2 separate regions of the Mus musculus genome follow, and region 1 is linked to region 2. The links are chromatin contacts, found by POLR2A ChIA-PET in ENCODE. All regions are on one chromosome and are shown on one strand. The core of a region is the stretch at or near the end of the contact, and the rest is flanking DNA. Distances in the headings are between cores, read along the strand shown.

Evidence for each region. ChIA-PET counts read pairs that join two places held with the same protein, here RNA polymerase II (POLR2A).
Region 1: POLR2A ChIA-PET joins it to region 2 with 10 read pairs in Patski. The contact joins the promoter of Apon here to the promoter of Spryd4 in region 2. POLR2A ChIA-PET finds 5 or more read pairs at or near these places in 3 of 5 experiments (Patski and embryonic stem cell).

What each region holds. Positions count from the first base shown.
Region 1 is chr10:128,251,844-128,255,682 of GRCm38, reverse strand. Apon (apolipoprotein N) reads right to left here and starts at 1,552. Exons shown (of 2, transcript NM_133996.3): 1 at 1,402-1,552; 2 at 1-1,248. The coding sequence starts at 1,228. The coding sequence ends at 473. It overlaps Timeless (timeless circadian clock 1), which reads right to left. Exons shown (of 29, transcript NM_001164081.1): 27 at 3,800-3,839; 28 at 3,595-3,690; 29 at 2,742-3,491. The coding sequence ends at 3,427.
Region 2 is chr10:128,210,039-128,213,992 of GRCm38, reverse strand. It overlaps Spryd4 (SPRY domain containing 4), which reads left to right and starts at 2,199. Exons shown (of 2, transcript NM_025716.2): 1 at 2,199-2,284; 2 at 2,602-3,954. The coding sequence starts at 2,200. The coding sequence ends at 3,140.

The DNA.
Region 1 (3,839 bases), core at 303-2,802, 42 kb before region 2:
GCCACAAAGCAAGACAATCTCAAAATACCAGAACAAATACAGACATGGTGGTGCACACCTTTAATCTCAGCAGGTGGAGGCAAAGGCAGGTGGATCTCTGAGTTCCAAGATAGACAGAGTTACCCAGGCAGACCCTGTCTCAAAAACAAAACAAAACAAAACAACAAACCTTCCTTTCCTTAATATCCCAAAACAATATGAATACAACCAAGGCCCAGAATTCAGCTGGGAAATTAAAAAGCATTAAGCAAGGAATTAAAAAGTATTAAAGAGGGAAATTGCAATACCCATAGCATTTAGAAACTGAAAGACTGAAGTCATATCAAGTGTCTTCACACATTAGGATCAAAGGAAGACAATGTATGAATTTGTAAAATGCAGCCAGCGTCTAGCTACACACCGTGGGCAGCTGCTGTGTGCACACCTACTAAAGGGCTATGAGAAAGTTCATTCCATGCCTAGGAGGCCGTGTCTATCCAAAATAGGTCTGAAAATATTCCCACACAAGGTTCACAAAAATACGCTTTAAAACGACTGCAAGCTGAGCAACGAGGTATACTCGATCTTCAACGGGAATCTTGGCGTCTTTAAGTTCTGGGCTACTCATCAGCCTCCTGGCTACTTCATTCATACTTTCCCAAGACTCCATGGTACAGTGCTGGGTGACATTGACTACAGAGGCCTTGAACTCTCTTACTAGGTCAATAGGAGGGAGCTTGTTCGCCGTCTCCAGCAGCACCTGGGCCATATCGTACAACACCCACCCGGGTTCATAGGTGCACGCCTCAGGCAGGGTAACTGAGCGCCGGACCCTCCTCATATCCCCAGGGGATGGCACCAGATGCCTCAGAATGACTTCATTGTTGCCGATCCCTTCCTCCTGGCTACTCTTTTGACTCTGGAGGACCAGGGTTTCCGCGCTGTCTTTTCCTCCCATTTCACTGATCCGAAGCTGCAGACTGTAGGCCTCGGCAGGGCAGCCAATGTTTTCCAGGACAACTCTCAGGGCTAAGAGGGACAAGAACTCAGACAGAGGAGCAGCGGGGAGCACCGTGTACAAGAGGTCCCGACAGGTAATGGGGGTTGGAGGAGGAATCTTGTTGGGGAGCACATTTGATGTGGGTTCAGTTCTTGTGACGGCTGGCAGGCTGCCATTCTGCGTCTTCCACGGAAAGGCGGTCACCGGGGACAGTAAGATACAGCCAAGAAGCAATGCAGCCTGGATCATGGTGGGTCCACAGGACAGCCCTGTTGTGAAGGAGCAGAGCTCAGGTGAGGAGGGCGCAAATATTCAACAGGAACAGGCACCAAGAATGGTCAGAGTTTGGTAGAGTCCTGGTCATTAGAGACTTCAGTTTCCCTGGACATAAGAGGGGGCCTCTTAGAGGCTGTTACCCTCACCTGTCTGGCAAGCAGCAGAGGAATGAAGTGGTTCTCTGTCTCACTCAGTAGGTCCCTAGTTGGAGCGGCTACCTTCCAGAGGTTAACTTCTTGTAGGTGATGACTGGAAACAAGTATTTACCACCTCTCTTTGGGTAGACTTTATCTGACCAGCTATTGCCCCATCCTGACAGGCAAGGCTCCTCCTTTGTGGCTAGGCGGTCCCTAGACCATAGTCCAGTCTCTGTAGCCTCTAGGCAGTGGAAAGTTTGTTCTCTTTTGAGACTGGGCCTTCTGTAGCCCTAGCTGGCTTGGAATTCAACTAGTTAGCCAAGGATGACCTTGGATTCTGATCCTTCTGCCACTATAACCCCAGTACGGGGATTTATGGGAATCTGCAACCAGGTGCAGTTGCCGTGGTACTGGGAATCAACTCCAAGGATTTATGCATGTTAGGCAAGCACATTACCAACTGGGCTACATTCCCAGTCCATGTGTCATGTTTACTTTAAAGATTTCCCAATCAAAAAATTTGAAAAATAGAACCTACAGCAAATCAAATCAAGTTATTACCAGAGCAGTCTTTTGAGTTTTTACCTTTATTGTTTTTTTTGTTTGTTTGGTAAGGTTTTTGTGGTTGTTGTTTCAAGACAGGCTTTCTCTTTGTAGCCCTGGCTGTCCTAGAACTCAATCTGTAGACCAGGCTGGCCTCAAACTCAGAGATATGCCTGTGTCTGCCTTTTAAGTGCTGGGATTCAAGGCGAATGCCCACAGAGGCCAGATGAGCTGGAGTTACAGCCAGTTGTAAGCCACCTGACATGGTTGCAAGGACTAAAAATTCTACTCCTTTGGAGAGAGTCTTACATGTTCTTAACCACTGAACCATCTCTCCAACCCCTATTTACTTTTTTGTTGAGATAGTCCTGGCTGCCCTGGAGCTAGGTAGACCAGGCTGGCCTTGAACACAAGGCCTCTGCCTCCAAGTGCTGAGATTAAAGGTATGAGCTACCATCACTCTTCTGGCTGCCTTCTAATTTTTTTGGACACTTTATAACCTAAGCTGGCCTAACTTCCTATATAGTCTAAGTATTCTTGCTTTAGTCTCCAGAGTGCTGGGATTATAGGCATGAGCCACCACCATACCTGTTTTGTTTCAAGACACAGTCTCAGACTCGTGGGTAAAAGGGATTTTTTTTGAGATTTTATCAAAGCCTCATGAGGAGCTGAACCAACAGGCATGTACCCTGTGGTCAGCAAGATGAAGCATCTTGTTACTTGTGGATAAGAGGAAGAAGAGGAAGAGGAGGAAGAAGAGGAAGAGGAGGAGGAGAAGGAAGAGGAGGAGGAAGACAACAAAAGTCTCTTTTTTTAAAAATTATATTTATTATCAAGCTGATTTTTTAAATTACATTTATTGGCCCACGCGTAGGGCTATATGACTCTTTCCTCTCCCTCATGGCAATTCTCTTGCCTCTGTCTCCCACACGATGGGATTAGCTCACACTACCAAGCTCAGTTCAGGACATGTCTTTTAATTTTACTCTTAAAAGTTCTTCCGAAGACACAACAGATGGCTGGCTGGCCGCTCTGAGATGAGCAACTGTTAATTGTACACATTTAATATGAAACACAAATCAGGGATGCTTGTCAGCTTGAGAGTGGTGCATCCCAGCTCTCCCTCAACTGTAGAAACGGGTTCAATCATGTGTCCTGGGATGAAAGAAAGAAAATGGGAGCAATCCAGTGCTTTGTGAGGACAGAATGAACAACCGTGCTGGGTTATAAAGCTCCCCGTCAGAAGCCAAGACGCAGTCCTTAGAGGAGGACAAGCCACCTTGAACCTTTCGCCACTCTTCATTTGCTACGAGACGGACCCAGAGACCGGCTGTGCACGCTGATGAACCTGGGGCAAGGACTGACCGCAAAGACTCCACCCAACACTGCTGCCTAAAATTCCTGGGCTGTCAATGTAGAGAAGATTGCTTCCAACGCAGGCAAAAGTAGCTTTTGTGCCTCCAACTCACATCGGTCAAACACATCTGGCTTTCAGTCATCCTCATCCTCAATCTGAAACCGTTTCTTCCTGTGGACTCTTGGCGTTCCCGACACTGCTGCCATGGGAATGACAGGTAAGAGACAGAAATGGAAAGCATCTAAGTATGTAAAAGGATAAGGCAAATGGCCAGTGTCTCCACTGAAGACAAGAGTCCCTACCTTGCCTCCTCCCCTCATCATCTTCCTCTTCGTCGCTGTCCAGCAGTTGCCGCTTCTTGGGCGCTGAGTTCCATTCTTCCTCCCCAGTGGCCTCCTCTGCAGTGATGTAAGACACAGTCGGGAACCGGCCCTGCATCGTCTCAACAGCCCTCACGCCACACGGTGGCACAGAGTAAGTCACCAAGCGGGGGCCATGGCACTTTACCTTCTGTAGGCCCCAGGCCTGCTTTCCTCTTACGGGCTGA
Region 2 (3,954 bases), core at 950-3,449:
CCTGTACTTATGTACATATTATGACTCCCCCGCCCCACATATATAACTAAAAATAAAATAAATCTTAAAAAAATAAGGCACACAGATCATCTAAATGATGAAGGTAAGTTTATTTGATGGTAGAAGTAAAGTAATATAAGAAATGACAGGTGAAGCTACTCTCTGAATGAGTATAAAATAATGCAGGTATTTCCACTGGCGATACATACCTATAATCCAGACTCAGGAGGCTCCGCCAGAAAGGTCCACAGTTCAAATGCTGCCCTACGCTACAGTGTGTATGAGTTCCAATGTCAACTTCGTGAGACCTCGTCTACAAATTAAAACAAGCAAACAACCATATCTTAAAAAGGGCCAGGAATACAGCTCAGTGGTCATGATGAGGGCAGGGAATAAGAAGGCGCAAGTCTATAGGTGCTTCAGAGACCCAGTTCTGAAACCATTCCCTCTTCATTATCCACACCCGAAGCATTAGCAGAACAGGCACAACCTCTCTAGAGGAAATTCCCTCAACATTTTTGCTCCGACGTTTAAAAGTCAATAGAAGAGGAAGATGGGATGCAAACGAGGCAGGTGGGAGCTGCTTCAGGACCGCGGTACCTGAGTGCGAGCTCTCCCAGAGCAAGGAGAGCGACTCGGTTAAGGGGAAGCGCCGGGATAACGATTGGTTTCCTCTGCCGCCCGCAGGCGGAGAGACTCGGAGGTCGTGCAGCAGAAACAGAAAAAGGCAAACGAGAACGGCTTCGTGACCAACCCTCTTGGTCTTCGCCTATGCGCCAGAGCCTTCCCACCGTGCTATACAGTTCCTTCCCTTCGGCATTTGCAAGTCTGCAGCAGGTCCCTCTCGTGTTTCCTTCCTCTCTTACCCTGGGCCACTCCTGGAAAGTGAGGTTACTCTTCCCAGTTTTGAGGTATGCGACATACCTCAAAGTATTAAAAGTAGTTTTGTAATTAGAAGGGGAAAAAAAAAGTTAACCTGCATCTCTACAGTTACGGGGCTGAAAAGGCTGGGCCTGACTGAACCCTAGTGGAGAGAATGAGTCACTGCACCACCCCACACACACTTTCAAGCTCATTTATACATTAAAAAATAATGAGGTAGCCGGGCGTTGGTGGCGCACACCTTTTATCCCAGCACTCGGGAGGCAGAGGCAGGCAGATTTCTGAGTTCGAGGCCAGCCCGGTCTACAGAGTGAGTTCCAGGACAGCCAGGACTTCACAGAGAAACCCTGTCTCGAAAATAATAATAATAATAATAATAATAATAATAATAATAATAATAATAATAATAATAACAATAATAATAATAATGAGCACAAGTCATGTTGTTAATCCCAGCACTCCGCGGGCTGAGGCAGGCCGATCCTTGAGACCCTGTCTCAAACTATAATAATAAAAAACTGATATACAGAGAAACCCTGTCTCGAAAAAAACAAAACAAAAACAACAAAAAAAAAACAACAAAAAAAAACTGAGCACAACCTGGCACTTGGGAAATTGAGGCAGCAGGATCTAGAGTTTGAGGCCTGCAAAGGTTACATAGTAACTCTGTCTCAGAAGACAGAACAGTAAGCTTGAATGTAGACACATTCTGTCCAAAGAGAATGCTGAGGCTCTGGGAAACGGATTTACGCTTTTTTTTTTTTTTTTTTTTTAAATAATGTGTGGTGCTCTGCCTGTCCTGGAACTTGGTATGTAGACCAGACTGGCCTCGAACTCATAGAAAACTGCCTGCCTCTGCCTCCTGAGGGCTGTGTGTCACTCCCCCCGCCCCCCCCGGATTAAACTACTTTAAAAAAATACTTCTTTTATCTTGCCAGACTTGGTATCGCATGCATTAATTTAGTCTCAGCACTTGGGTGGCAGAGGCAGGTAGATTTTTATGAAATTGAGGCCAGCCATGACTACATAATGAATTCCAGGCCAATCCAGGCTACAGGAGACCCTGTTTCAAAACCAAACAAATCAGAGACTCTGTTTACACAGGCTCTCTGGGTGTGTGTGTGTGTGAGAGGGGTATCCTACTTAGTTGAGATATAATCAGTACGTCTCTTCACGTATTGATCTAGCTCGCCAGACTAGAAATCACCGAGATACCGATTTCTCACGACACTCGCGTCTCGCACCACGTGCTCCGGGCGCGGACCAGTCATTGGTCGGTGTCCCCTGGGGGCGTGCCCCGTGCATCTGTGGCACAAGATGGCGCTGCCCTTTGCACGCTGTTGGAAGTTGTACCGCTGGGGCACCAAGCGATGGGGGGTCCCTGCTGTGGAATCCCGGAGAGGTAGGCATATTTCTTTTTTACTGTCACTCCAAAGTAGTTAACGTGTCATTCCCAGAGCGCGATCAGAGAACTCCACTCCTCATTTCTCCTCTCTCCCCTCTGCCTTGATCTAGCAAGATTCCAAACCTGGGGCACCGGCTTCTGGCTTCCCCAGTCAGTGATTTGCAGCTCCCAGGGCTGTCTTACTAAAGCGGCACCTCTGCTCTTTCCATGTTAACATTTGACATTGACTTTTCTCGATTTCCCGTCATCGCCTGGACAGCTTTCAGATCAAACACAGCCCTAGGTTTACGAGTTCTTTTTTGCTCTGCCCTCAGGCATCAGTTTCAAACTGGAAGAAAAAACGGCCCACAGCAGCCTGGCACTCTTCAGAGGCGACACGGGTGTCAAATATGGCTTGGTGGGACTGGAACCCACCAAGGTGGCCCTGAATTTGGAGCGCTTCCGGGAGTGGGCAGTGGTGCTCGGAGACACCACAGTCACCAGTGGCAGACACTACTGGGAGGTAACAGTGAAGCGCTCCCAGCAGTTCCGGATAGGAGTGGCAGACGTGGACATGTCCCGGGACAGCTGCGTTGGTGCTGATGATCGTTCCTGGGTGTTCTCCTATGCCCAGCGCAAGTGGCACAGCATGTTGGCCAACGAAAAAGCTCCAATTAAGGGTATTGGGCAACCAGAGAAGGTGGGGCTGCTGCTGGACTATGAGGCAAAGAAGCTGAGCCTGGTGGATGTGAGTCGGATCTCTGTGATCCACACACTACAGACAGATTTCCGGGGCCCAGTGGCACCTGCTTTTGCTCTTTGGGATGGAGAGCTGCTAACCCACTCAGGACTCGAAGTGCCCAAGGGCCTCTAATGTGGCCAAGACCCTGAATCGTGCTCATGGTCAGCTTTCTGTCCTTAGTGTCTAAAGCGATTTTACTTTGTTTCAAGCAACTGGTAGCTCTCACAATTCTGTTGGGATCCTTTGTGCAATATTGTAGCCATCTTCCCCTGGGCCCTACTCTGTAAGAGCTAGGTATACAGCCAAAGTCGCCAGTTTCCTAGGTCATCAGGGGATTCGCCTCCTCAGGCCAGTTCTTTGGGTCCTTCTACTTGTGCCCACACACCTTAGACTGTTCAGTCCTGCGGTCCTGCCTCTCGGCCCGTCCCTTATCCACATGTAACTTGTTTTGGGGGCTCACCAGATTCTCTAGAGTAAATGCTCTCTACCTCTGGCTGGAGGAGTGGCAGCCACAGGCTTGGCCTTTTCTCTGATGCACCTCAGATTCTTGGGTTCTGGCTTCCTCAGTTGTACCTCAGCACTAGAGATGTCAGTCCAACCCAGATGCAGCTATCTCCACTCTGAGTCCATCTGTCTTCTGGATACCTGATACCTAGGCAGTTTGCCATAACCATTGTGCCAGTTATGTGACAAAGGGAAAGAGACACTAGGGAGACATGTATGGCTCTGGTGCCAGAAACGTTACCCTCGATAAGTTCCTTCTGTGTATCTGCCACAGTTCAAAGCTCCAGAAAAAAGACAACTTTACACAATCCATTTTGGAGCCTGTTCAGACCCACAACTCCCATCTCCCTTGGCCACAGAATGTACTTAATAAAAGCAGTATTTTGGTTTGAGGAAAACCTGGTGAAACAGTTGAATATGTATGCGGAATATTCAGTTTGGA